2 separate regions of the Homo sapiens genome follow, and region 2 is linked to region 1. A link is a contact called in ENCODE Hi-C or POLR2A ChIA-PET data. All regions are on one chromosome and are shown on one strand. The core of a region is the stretch at or near the end of the contact, and the rest is flanking DNA. Distances in the headings are between cores, read along the strand shown. Region 1 holds the start of LINC00683 (long intergenic non-protein coding RNA 683). Region 2 overlaps LOC107985151 (a long non-coding RNA gene).

What was found. Hi-C counts contacts between places; a loop is a spot of excess contacts on that map. ChIA-PET counts read pairs that join two places held with the same protein, here RNA polymerase II (POLR2A). Pooled maps may share reads with other maps.
Region 2: a map with no recorded cell type shows a loop between it and region 1 (3-fold over the local background). The contact joins the enhancer-like site here to the promoter of LINC00683 in region 1. A Hi-C loop is called at or near these places in 3 of 37 single-sample maps with no recorded cell type and 2 of 50 pooled maps. POLR2A ChIA-PET finds 5 or more read pairs at or near these places in 1 of 52 experiments (H1).

Annotation. Positions count from the first base shown.
Region 1 is chr18:76,617,540-76,623,977 of GRCh38, reverse strand. LINC00683 (long intergenic non-protein coding RNA 683) reads right to left here and starts at 4,201. Exons shown (of 2, transcript NR_120419.1): 1 at 2,784-4,201; 2 at 419-1,221. LINC01927 (long intergenic non-protein coding RNA 1927) reads left to right here. Exons shown (of 5, transcript NR_110784.1): 5 at 782-1,197.
Region 2 is chr18:76,653,498-76,659,935 of GRCh38, reverse strand. It overlaps LOC107985151 (a long non-coding RNA gene), which reads left to right. Exons shown (of 3, transcript XR_001753506.1): 2 at 2,145-2,265; 3 at 3,457-3,619. Among named protein-coding and RNA genes, the nearest start is that of LINC01927, 18 kb to the right of the region's middle. RefSeq lists an enhancer at 728-1,229. Within about 2 kb of position 2,260, at least 2 of the 41 ENCODE cell types and tissues checked have a DNase peak (open chromatin) inside an H3K27ac peak, as active enhancers do.

The DNA.
Region 1 (6,438 bases), core at 2,952-5,451:
CCTAAAATGAGACTGGCCCCAAAGGGATGCAACCAAACAGCCTGTGATAGACTGTCTCAATCTAAATCAGCTCCAAAGCTTCTCCTCACATCACTGTTGCGTCCTATTCGAAGGATTATCCTAAACACGTGAACTCTCCCAACAGAAGGATTTCCTTCGCTGCTGCACCTCCTTCCAGTTCATCTCATTCAGTGCGTTCCCCTCTTCGCTCCAAGCACACAGAGCATGTGTGGAGGATGACCGCCCAGTCCTCACTTAGCCAGTATTTTCCAGTTTTTAAAATATGAAGGTTCTTGAACCTAGTCTCAATTTCTGTGCCTTAAGGAAATGAAGGATAATCGTTTCTCTATTTGAATTGCTTAATTTCACTAAACTCTAAATTTTAAGGGTTATTTTGAAGCAACAAATTTCACTATTTCTTAGTATCTATTTTTTATTGGTGTGTTAAAGTACAAAATAAGTAAATCAAATCCTACCACAAACCAGAAAAATTAATGGAATCATTGGAAATCAAGTATTCAATTGGAGCTTAATAATCCATCAGCTTCTGAAAACACTAAGCAGTGAAGAAGCAGCTCATGGATCCTGTTCCAGCGACTTTTGTGATAATAATATCAAATAATAAAAAATTAAAAAAAGTACAAGAGGTTAACAATATAATCGTTTGGGTTTACCATCAGATATACTTGCCCATGGATTACTTCTTGAATTCTAGCCCTGAATCGAATTGATTTCATAGAATGGTATAAAATGTTTATAAAGTCTCTCCTCTGTCTTGCAGGGACTTGCGTTTCAGATCAGATGATGCTTTTCATGTATGTCCAGCAGCAAGAGAGTCCTTCACTGGTGAAAAATCACGGGCCTCAGAGCAGATTTTAGTTCATCTTTCATTTCAAAGCACTCCTTAGATATCTGCAAATTAAATCCCCTAATTTGGTGAGGACGCCCAGCTTCCCAAATAACAAGGCTTTTCCTTTGATTCTAACCAAGTGAGCCGGCCCTGCAAAAGCCGGGGTGCGTGTTCTGGCTCCAGGCTTCTGAGCAGCCTTTCTCCCCACGCTGCAGCTTTTCAGTTAGGAAGTCAGAGAGAAGGAAAGAGAACTATTTCCAATTCAATCACGAGCATGTCTACGCACCACTGAAGACAGACCTTTGTCCTGTTGCTTTCCAAACTTTAAATGTGAATTTTTCTTCTTATGATGACTGGTGTACTCTGTTATTCTGAAAAAAGAAAAAGCCATAAGCACCCTGAAGTGAGGCTTTCACCTGATACTAATTTTCTTCTTCGTTATAAGGCTATTGTTTGTTTGAACAAAGAAATAGGAGCCATTGGTGGCTGTTTACATTATAGGAATGAGGGCAGCGATGGGGGAGGAGGAGGGGACCTTTTCATTAATGAGCTGGGGACATTGATTATGGGGACACACTAAAGACTAAAAGGGACACCTATATTTCTACATTCTTTCCATGCAAGTAATATATGATCTTTATCATCTGTTAAACACCACTCACATATTTCAGGTGGCTGTAGGTTGATTGCTAACATTTAGATTAAACAAGCAGTTAGAGTCTGATGTTTAAAATAAAATAAGACAAGCCCTTGAACTCTGGGACCAGGTATGCCCCGTTATCTGGTCGTACCTGAACGAGCCTGTGTTGAGCACCCAAGGCCGCTGGGCACGTCTGTGGATGTGGGGTTTCAGGCTCAACCCACTCGAGGAGCAGGGGGCTTTTGGGAGGTGGCAGCCTCCTATACAAAACGAGCTGCCAGTAAATATTTATAGAACAAAGAAATGCATGAATTTCTCCTGAATTAAACATGATACATTTGTACAGAGCATAGTTCACTTTCATTTCAGTGACCCAAAATCCTGCTGAAAGTGTTCTTCCGAAACCTCAGAGCAGGAATGCTTCCTGTGCTTGGAAACTCCCTGGAGACACCTCCAATCGGAGTAAGCAGCAGAATTATCTGCACACTCATAGTCTTGCAGTCGAGTATTTTTACTGAAAAAAAAAAAGCCGTCTGTTTGAATAGGAAACGATGATATCATGTGACTGGCTTTCTCCTGCCACCCACTAATTTGACAACAGATCAGATCAGAGGAAAAGTTACTCAAGTCAGAATTTTTTTAAAAAAATCTTTTGGGAACAAACTCATAAATGGAAGAAAGGGGAGAGTAACAAATGCAGACTGAATACATGGCAGGTCCAGGCTTTTACTATCATTGTTTTTAGCTCACCAGGTAATCAAAGCATAAAACAAAGGGTGATTTGTCAAAGCTTATGCTGTTGTCCCTGAACCACCAAGGGGGGGGTGGCTGCTGGACTAATTCGCTTCACGTGGGAATCAGTGTTTACCATTTAAGGGTCCTGATAGAAAGTGCACGATTTTCAAACTGGAAAACATAAATAATAACGCGTGTTGCCACTAAAGTAGTGGCACCTTGCCGTATTTCTCTTCTGAATGGAACAACCTACATTTCAAAGGACAGTCTCCTTCCACATGTAAATATTTATTTGCTTGCTGCTGAGGAGTGTCAGGAAGTACTAAAGAACGGTGTTTAGAGTTTCAGAAGCAAATTGCTTCTGCGCACGCCTTGAGTCACTGGATTCTGTTGAGCTCTCTGCCTCTACGTCAGGGCTTCATTAATCTTTTCTTTTCTTAAAAAAATAGAAAAGCTTTTCATTTATTGCTTCTAGGAAGCCAGGTGCATTGCAGTGGATCTCTTCGGCAGAATCACTGCTTTGTGTGAATATTTATTGTGTAATTATTGAGCACCTACCATGTGCAGGGCAAGGCGGGGGGCACCCAGGCGTCCACTCTCCTGCAGAAGTCCTGGGTCCCAGGCCCGCATCTTTGGGGCCACCTTCAACTGGGAGGGTGTTCGCTTTTCTGTGACACAGAGAGGCTTAAATCCCTCAGTGATTTAAAAATCTCGTCTGTGAGTCCAAACTGCTAGGTTGGCAGCCAGGAAGAGAAAGTTCCCAGGATTTTCAGTGGCTGAAGTTCTGGGCAAACAGCATTTGCACAAAGGAGGGGGCGAGGAAGGGGTGCAGGGAGGGCTCTCCAAGTGCCTGTTCGGCATCAGTTTACAAGTGTGCTTAGGTTGTATTTAGATGTTACGATGATTTTAAAAGTGAAATTTTGGCATTTTGCATTCAATCCTGACTAAAGCTCTTTGGTATATCGACTTAAAAGGTCTTCAGATTGCCAAGATTTTGCAGCTTGGATAATATCTTTGGAAAGGTTAAATGAGTCCATTTTCTGGAGCTTTCGTCAGCACAAGCCCATGATTCTCTGCCCTGCTGAGAAAGGAGGAGGCGAGCTGAGTTCTAGCAGATCCCCTGCTTCCGTCTCCCTCGGGCGAGCCTGTGTCTTCCGTCCCAGGAAGCCCGCTGCCGAGAAGCTGCCGCGGGTACATGCATTTCCACCTGGGCGCTTCGTTGCGTGTGAAGAAGGCCGGACGACGTCTGTTGGTGTGGCCGCAGCCTTTCAAGACATTTTAGCAACATCTGAAAGGAGAACTCCACACAGGAGCCCAGGCCTGCAGCAGGGGGCGCGCCTGGCCTCAGAGCAAACACAAAGACCAGAGGCAAACTGGTGGGGAAACGGACCTGCTCCCCAGCACGTGGGGGGCGGGTGGGGGGGGGGAGCTCACAGCGAGCGCTGGGGAAGGGCTGGAGGTCTGCAGGCCCGGCCTCCCTCCTGAGATGGGGAGAAGGGCGTCTCCCCCAAGGTGCTTTCCGTTCTGTGCCTGTCGGTGGGAACACGTCCCTGAGCCCACAGACGGGTGCCCTCCCAACACCTGCGTGGCATCTGAGGGTGGCAGGCAGCCCTGGGCCCTTCCACTTCAGGCCAGCCCGCCGGAAAGCCCGCGAGCTCCTCTCCCAGCTGACCCGGGCCTTCCCTTTTCATCCCTCTTCCTCTCCCTCCCCGCCCCCCGCCTACACTCAACAATTGGTGACCTCCTTCCAACTGCTGTGAAGTGACTTGGGTGAAACTGGAGCCAGGGGCGGAGGAACAGCCCCCTCCTGCTCCCAGGAACTCGCAGGCACAGCCCTCTTGCAGGCTGCTGGCTTTTGTTTTTAAGAAGCACCGTGTATTTTCTCTAGCGCAGGCCACGCTCAAGTTCAGGGTATTAAGAAACTGCCGAGCTGTCACCTTCACCTCAGGGCATTCTTTCTATGTAGCGCCATGTGTACGAGCGAGATCTCCCAATAGCTACGCCGGACCCACTCCTCCCACAGTATCTGTGTGCTCCTCCCAGACATTTATGTGCACACATCTGCAGACTGTCGTTCTAAGGCTGGTAGAAAATATCAGAGAGCCTTTGGTCAAATGGCTAGAACAGACCTGCTGAGCCAGAGGAGAGAACCTAATTAATCTACAGAATGTTCTCAGCTCACCAGGATGTTGGGCAACAGGAACGTCCCAGGCCCTCCAAGGCCGAGGGAGAACAAAAAAGCGGCCTGTGATTCAGTCGGGTTCACACCGTGGAAGCCAGCTTCTCTGTAACCACCGAGACACGAGTCCTCCCACACAGGCCGCACCTGAGCCAGCAGCTGCCGCTGGCAGTCTCTGAACGCCTTATCACCTGGTCATGTGGCCTGAGCGTCAGGATATCTCATCCACATTTTTACTTTCCCTGCCATGTAATCAAATCTTTCCAAACCTTTAAAGAGTTAGGTGGGAAAAAAAAATCAAAGCCAAGTTTTGCATTACATCTCCTGTGTATTTTCAATCCATTACAACAGAAACCCAGAAGAGGAGAGGAAAAAAATTAGGGGTGGACATCTCTGGCATTTTTTTCCTGTGCCCCAGTGAACCCACGACTTCCTCCTCCTTCCCACCAGGGTTGGGAAAGTTCCCAATACTGTGATTATGATATACTATATTGGATACATTCTCTTTTCTTTTTTTAAGATAAAAGTTTTATTTCAGAGAGAAGCACAAAGCCCCAACTGTTGTGAACAAGGCAGGGATTTGTGGGGACTCTGAGACCTTCAAGAGGAAACAAAATGCATCAGCTTTTGATTAAGAAGAGGACACCATGGTCCCAGCCTCCACCTCTCATCTCCCTGGCCCCAGCCCATGGGTTCTCACGACCCTGGCAGAGGGCTCCTGGAGGCTCCTCCAGCCACATTCCTGCTGCCTCCCTCTCGGGCCCTGCTACTCTTATTAAATCATCTCCAGACCCTAAGCCTCCCTCCCCCATGCTGGATCAGTTTACCTCTGGATTCCCAGTTCAGCCATTGCCACGAGGTTCTTCCTTCTTCCCTCAAGACACAGCCCCTTGACCTCCCTCCATTCTGACTTCGGTAATCACCAACTCTGAGCAACCACATTCAGACTTCATCCATTCAATGTGCATTAAATGCCTATTGTGTGCCAAGTACAGTCCCCACACTTGGGGTGCAGCAGGCAAAAGGAGAGCCACGGGTTCATCGTCACAGGTTTCTGATGGCCACTTCTCGAGTTGATCCTCAGGTGGAATTGCCAGCCTTGGTGACAGGGCTTCCTGTACATCCATGCTTCCAACTCCAGGAAGACCCACCTCAGCTGGACAAGCACCTCATTCTGCACCTGTGGATTCCACAGTCCCACTGAGACACCAGTTCACCCCAGTTATCTCTAGAATGAGGCAGAGTTCAGGGAAACCACAAGAGTCAAGCTGACCCCCATCTTTCTGCACCCCTCTCCACCCATGACCCTCTCTAGATTGCATTTTCAATCTCCTCCCACGAATCCCTTCTCTTATTCCCACAACACAAGCTCACCTCTCCATGCCTTAGTAAACAAACCAACCAAGAAACAAAAAAAGAGCCCTCTGTTTTCGCTTCCCACCATCACATTGAAAAGAATAGTTCCCACTCTTCTGGCCTCCTACTGACTCTTAGATCCGTATAATCTGACATCCAGCTGAAACCTTCTGCCGTTATACATAATTGCTTTTTCAAAGATTATAGGACCAAATGACCCACGTTTATTTTAAATTTGGGTTTAGTATTCAATCACCGAGTCACTATATCCATCCTTACAACTCCTGTTCATGCCAAGGACCTTCATCTGAACTGTCACCACATTGGTAAAGGTCATGAGAGGAGATGCCTGGGGCTAGGTGTCCTAACCCGGGAGGAAATGCCAAGGACCTCCGACGGGGCAGAGGCAGAGGTAGGTTTAAATCCAAGCATAAAACCAGATTTTTAGCATCTAGGACCCCGAACCACACAAGTCCAGGTCTACTAGTTATCCATTGTTGCCTAACACTCATCCGGCCTTTAGAGGCTTAGACAACAATCAACACAGGTTATCTCACACAGTTTCTGCAGGCTGAGATTCAGGAGCACTTCAGCGGGGTGGTGCTGGCTCAAGGTCTCCCACGAGACCGCAGGCATGGTGTGGGTCAGGCTGAGGGCCTAAGGGTGACTTCCAGGCCG
Region 2 (6,438 bases), core at 1,011-3,510, 38 kb before region 1:
TCTAAACATATATAAAAAAAAGAGAGAGTAGCATAATGGACCCCTGTGAACACGCACCATGCAGCCTCAACAAAGATCAACTCCTGGGCAGCTGTGTCTCCCAGGCTGCAATACAGGCCACAGTGACCATATTGAAGGCACTGCGGCATCTTCCAGCCTCCCTGCGACTGAGCAACTCACTTCCATTCTAATGCCTTTTCACCTGGGAGCTGCTTGTTTGTTGTTCCCATTTTAAAGCCCTCAAGATCATCTATTGAATGATGGCGTCTTGGAATTCCATGACGACAGACCTGTGATCATGTCTCCTTTCATTCTGCTGGTCCTTGGCAGGTCTCTTACATTTGGGCACTTGTTAGTTCTGTGAACTTTTACTTGACTTCATCCTTCAGACCTTCTACAGAATTTTTTTTTTTTGAGACGGAGTCTCGCTCTGTCGCCATGCTGGAGTGCAGTGTCGCGATCTCAGCTCACTGCAACCTCTGCCCCCTGGGTTCAAGCTATTCTCCTGTCTCAGCCTCCTGAGTAGCTGGGACTACAGGTGCCCGCCACCACGCCCAGCTAATTTTTGTATTTTTAGTAGAGATGGGGTTTCCCCATGTTGGCCAGGATGATCTCGATCTCTTGACCTTGTAATCCACCCGCCTCAGCCTCCCAAAGTGCTGGGATTACAGGCGTGAGCCACTGCGCCTGGCCAGAAATTTTGTTTTATTTTAGTTGTCATTCCTACAAATTCCAGGAGCTGTGATTTAGTCTCTGTCTGCGTGCACGTGTGCGTTCATCTTGCTGTTTTATGAATGCAGCATTTGCCTAAGGATGTTAATATAGATTTTTTAAAAGTTTTTTTCTGCTCTCTTTATAGACTGCTTCCTCTATGTTAATTTTTGTAACTTTCATTATTTTTTTTAAATCAAATCTTTTGTGGTGCTAGACTGTCCTTTCACATTGACGACCAAGGTACTAAAAACCAGACTGAGTCACGGCAGGGCCTGTGGGCTAGGGGCATCATTCATTTCCCCTGTCGGGGGAAGGCCGCCCACCCATGGCTTCTGATTGTCTGGGAGCAGGTGGTCAGGGGCTCCTGCACTGAGGAAACTCTTCCTGGGCCCCCTGCATGGAGCGCCCCCACCCCTGTGAGATGGAGAAGGAGGGCAAGAGCTCCCCCTGTGGCCCAGCTATGGAAGGAGACCCTTTTTGTTGGGCTCCTTGTGGTAAACGACCTCTTCCTGTCCACATCTTCAGCTGTAGACACGTTCCCTGTACTTTACCACCTCTCATCTGTTCCTGCTTTCTGTACCTTGTTGAAATATCTCACTGGCTGCTGTTTTTCCTCTCATTTTCTTTGTTATTATGAATAATATCTTTAAAACTATTATGCAGAGCTTTAGGTAAAAGAGAAGATAAAATCCATCTGGTCAATCCACTGTGTTAAATAGAACATATATTTCTGAAAGTTCTTTTTCTTTCTTTTTCTGATTTCAGTTTTCTTCCCTTTATATATTGTGTCTTTTTTTTTTTGCCACTCATTCCTCTAACCCATCTACCTCCAAGAGACTGATTTCTAAATCTCTCATGATCTCTTCCCTGTTAGAGATCAGATGAGCAACAGACCTTGTTCTGTCTGATTCCTCCAACGTTCTAAGGGAGGAAGTTCTCTCCAGTGTAGACCAAAAATCGACTTGGTGGTCTGTGGTCAGCTGAATTGTTTTTCCAGAATGTAACAGGAGTTTCATGCCCCATCATAACCAGATGTAGCTGAAAGCTTTGGTGAGTTGACCAGAAAAGGTTTCCTCGAGCTCTTCATCATGTGGGCATCTATATATAGACTCTACTGCGATGTCGCCCTCGATCTTAATCCGCCTTGCACAGTCTAGTGAGTGGCTTCAGGTTTCCTGAGAGATTTTATTCAGCGGATCATGGTGTTTCTCCACACGGATGCAGTGTTCCCTGCCATGATACAATGTGAGAATGTGAGAGATTTTTTGCCCTGCAAGGAAAGAACTGAATTTCTCATTAAGTTGAAGAAATTTTTATGATCATTGAATTATTAAGCTCTGGTCTTTTCAGAAAGCTACCAAGGGAAGGGAAGGAAAAAAATAAATAATAAATGGTGTTTTTTGTGCAAAGTTTACATTTTTTTTTTCCAGGGAACAAGAAGGACGCTGATAAAACTCCAGATGGTTTGCTCATCCACGTCTACTCCACACATTTCTCCTAGATGGCGGCACCTCCTTTCCATCCTGACTTGGAGGGGCTTCATTTCAGACGGTCCGTGATTCACATTTTCTTACAGTACTTTGAGCTCTTGAAAGCCCTGGTAGAGATCATTATCATTTCCTGCTTTAGCCTGGCTCCTGAGCTGTGGTGGCTGCATTTCTTTGGTCCTGTTTTTTTATGAGCCTCACCCTTTGAGTACCAATAAAGGCTGCAGTAAAGGGACTGATCCAGACCCAGATAACTGCATGGCCAGAACAAAGTGCCCCAGCCTAAGCACCATGACAATAAATGGAGCTACATTGAAGCAAAAAGTTCCAGAGAAATGGGAAGAGAGGTGCCACAAGAGAGAGCAGGACTCTTAATCTTTTGCAACTAAAAGTTAACTGTTACTTCCACTACTTCAATTTGGAGCCTATTTGAAGGAGCCGTTGACATATGCTTTTATACAAATTTGTTGATCTGTATTTTCCTATATTTACCTTATGCACTCCTCAGTCATAACACTGCTAGAATGTCCTTTGTGTAATTTAAAAAGCGACAATGGAATTTTTTGAAGTATGCAGGGGGAGAAGTGAAAAGAAGATGTCCACAGAGCAGGATGCTCCTTATCCTGGCCCCCATCTGTCATCAGGGGCACTGGGAACAGTCTCTGTTTTTCCTAGGAGCAGCGATCACTTAAACTAATTTACAAAGTAAGCTGATTTATGCCTCTTAACAGTTACTGAGTGCTTAACATTATAGGAAATACAGTCTAGGTCTAAATTACTTACAAGGGATGTTTCAAAAAGTAGTCCTAAAAATTATTCAATCACCAAGAAATTATCCTTCATATAAATGTGTCAGGAGCAGTATGCATTGACATTTTGAGTAAATATTTCAGTTTTATGTCGAATGTATACTCAGTTGCTTCTGAAAAATAGATTGTAAGCAAGCAGATGGGGAAAATATTTCAAAATGGAATTTAAGAGGATCAATTGTATTTAGAATCAGTTGTATTAGAAATACAGCATAATAAGAGGTATCTTTCTCGGAGCTGTAGGTATTGTTATAACCTGGGATTTGTTTCCTGTACATCTGGATATAGATCATTATGTAAATAAAAGAAATGCCTTTTCAATATTCAAAAGTGTTTTTTTTCTTTTTGAAGCACAGCTAGTTATGTTTTGTTAATAAGGGAACATTAAATCTTTAATTTATTCCAAATTTTACTCACGATACTCAAACTGCTCTCACTCATTTTAGGTTGAGACTTTTCCAAGCCAGGATTGGGCTGATGCAGGGGACCTCCTCCGAGCAAGAGGGTGCATGCCATGGATGACAAAGGCAGGAGCTGCTCAGTCCAAACCCGGGTCCCCCAACCACCGTCTAGTGGACGTGTAACATCGGGCAAGTGATGCAGCTTTCCTCTCGCATTTTCCTATAAAATGGAGCTAAATATAGTCCCTACCTTATAGGGTTCTTATGAGGATTAAGTGAGTTAATGTGGAAAAATCTCTCACGACAGCAATTGGTTATTGGTGTCATATAAGGGGAAACATGGACTTCCTCAGATAATGCCAACGATTGACCCTTTCCTGCTGGGTATGTCCAGACAGTAAAACTCCTCTGTGCTTCAGAAAGTAAAGAACTGGTTCCATAGATGTGGGACATGAGCAGGGGTGGTGCTGTTGGAAATTTTGCTTTTTTGTTTAATGTGAACAATACCATTTGTTCTTGAGTGGTTTTGCCCAGGTATTATAGGCAAGGGGTCTTTGAAAAATGAATTTATGGCCAGAAGTGGCTGTATCTTCTCAAGCAAAGCCCTCGGTGTTTACTGATACCATCAGTAACTGAAGGCTATTCTGGTTAGGGCTGAAATTCTTTTCCTTTTACAGAAGTTGGAGACACCAGATAAAAGACACTAAAAAGTTATAAAGTAGATTTAGTGTTGAGTACGTTCCAGCATTCTCCATTAATTGTGTGGTTTCAAATAGCAAAGGGCTACCTCCTCTTGAAGACAACTCATGAGAGGATCATGGGGAGGAGATGGGTCCTGGAGGACCAGGAGCAGGGAGACACAGCCATTTCTGGGAAGAGCCCGTGGAAAGGGCATCCAGCCAGACTCCAGATCCCTCGTTTTTCCTTTGGCCAACTTCATTGCATCAACTTGTAGTTGATGTACTACTAGCAAATTGTAACAGTGTGTAGACTACTTAATAGGCGATCAAGTGGACCAAGAGGAAAAGTCGGACCTTCCTGGGGCACACATGCAGGTAACATGGAAACTGTAGTCACTTCCTGGTGCCACCTCTTAGCCAGGCGGTGTCCTTAGTGATATTGCTTATGCCTTATTCTCGCCCTGTGTGGTTACGATCCTCCACTGCACAGGTAATGAACATGAGGCACTGAAGGTAACCTGCCCAGTGTCCCACAAGGCTGTGGTGTGAATGTTTACATCACCCAAAGCATTGAAATCCTAACTCCCAAGGTGGTGGTATTTGGAGATGGGGCATTTGGGAGCAGATAAGGTCATGAGGCTGAAGCTCTCATAGATGGAATTAGTGCCTTATAAAAGAGGCCCCAAGAGAGACTGCTTGTCTGTCCCTTCCACTGCGTGAGAACACAGCAATAAGGTACCATCCACGAACCAGAAAATGGGTCTTCAACAGACCCCAAATCTGCCTTGACTGTGGACTTGCCAGCCTCTAGAACTGTGAGAAATACAGTTTTGTTGCTAATGAGCCACCCAGCCTATGGTACTTTGCTATAACAGCCCAAACAGACTGAGACACAGTGAGTGGACCCTGTGACGCCAGAGTCTGTCCCTTGGCCACCACTGTTGAAGGCCAAAAGGGTGAGGGTCGTGATCAACTCAGTGCACCACTGGAGGCCATATGGGTAAACAGCAAACTGTTCTCATGAAAGCAGGATGTTGGCAAACTGACAAACTGCATCTGCAGCCCAGAAGGAATGCTGAGGGCAGTCACAACCCAGGCACAAGTGTTGCTTGGGATTAGACGCATCTGGAGCCTGTTAGCAATAATGTGAACCTGTGATCAATTAAGCAGCTGACCAGTCTCACCTCCTCCTCCCTGTTCTTTCTACCCAATAAATACAAAGGGCTGGAGAAGCTCAGGGCTGCTGCCTTTGCTCACTAGAAGCGGGGAGCTCTCTTCTTCCCCTGGCCCTTTCCTTTAAAACAGTTTCTTTTGTCTTAAGTTTTCATTTCTATGTTCATCCCCCTTCATTCAGTCTCATAATGACGGTCTCAAGTAGTAACAGTAGTAATTGTCATAATGATGGTCTCAAGTAGTAAGAGTAGCAATTGTCATAATGACAGTCTCAAGTAGTAACAGTAGTAACTGTGGTAATGACAGTCTCAAGTGGTAACCGTGGCAGTCTGTCACACACCACCTGTCTTTCTTCCTAACTGCTCAGTACCTGGCTCCCTGGTGCACTCATGAGACCTGCTCTTCCCTTCTTTCTCACCCCTTCCACTCAGTCTGGAAGTTCTCAAGCACCACTGCTGAATCAGCAAAAAGTGAATGTGACAGACACAGTCACTGCCTTTTGAGAAAATTAATTCCCAGACAGACAACACTGCTATGGGCAGAATGTATAAAGGATCCCTCAAATAAGACACAAATGCTACACCTCACCTTCAGGAACTGTTGTGGTTTGGATATAGTTTGTTTGGCTCTGCCAAGTCACATGTTGAAGTTGGTTCCCTAGTGTTGGAGATGGGGCCTGGTGGGAGGTGTTTAGGTCTTGGGGACAGATCTCTCATAAATGGCTTGGTGACAGTCTCACTTGTGCGAATTGTCACTCTTAGTTTGCATGAGAACTGATGGTAATAAAAAGCCTGGTGGCCAGGTGCGGTGGCTTATGTCTGTAATCCCAGCGCTTTGGGAGGCTGAGGAGGTGGAGTCTGCAGTGAGCCGAGATCACGCCACTGCACTCTAGCCTGGTGACACAGCAAGACTCTGTCTCAAAAAAACAAAACAGAAATAAAGATAATAAAGATCAGAGGCCGGGCGCGGTGGCTCACGCCTGTAATCCCAGCACTTTGGGAGGCCGAGGCGGGCGGATCACGAGGTCAGGAGATCGAGACCATCCCGGCTAAAACGGTGAAACCCCGTCTCTACTAAAAATACAAAAAATTAGCCGGGCGTAGTGGCGGGCGCCTGTAGTCCCAGCTACTTGGGAGGCTGAGGCAGGAGAATGGCGTGAACCCGGGAGGCGGAG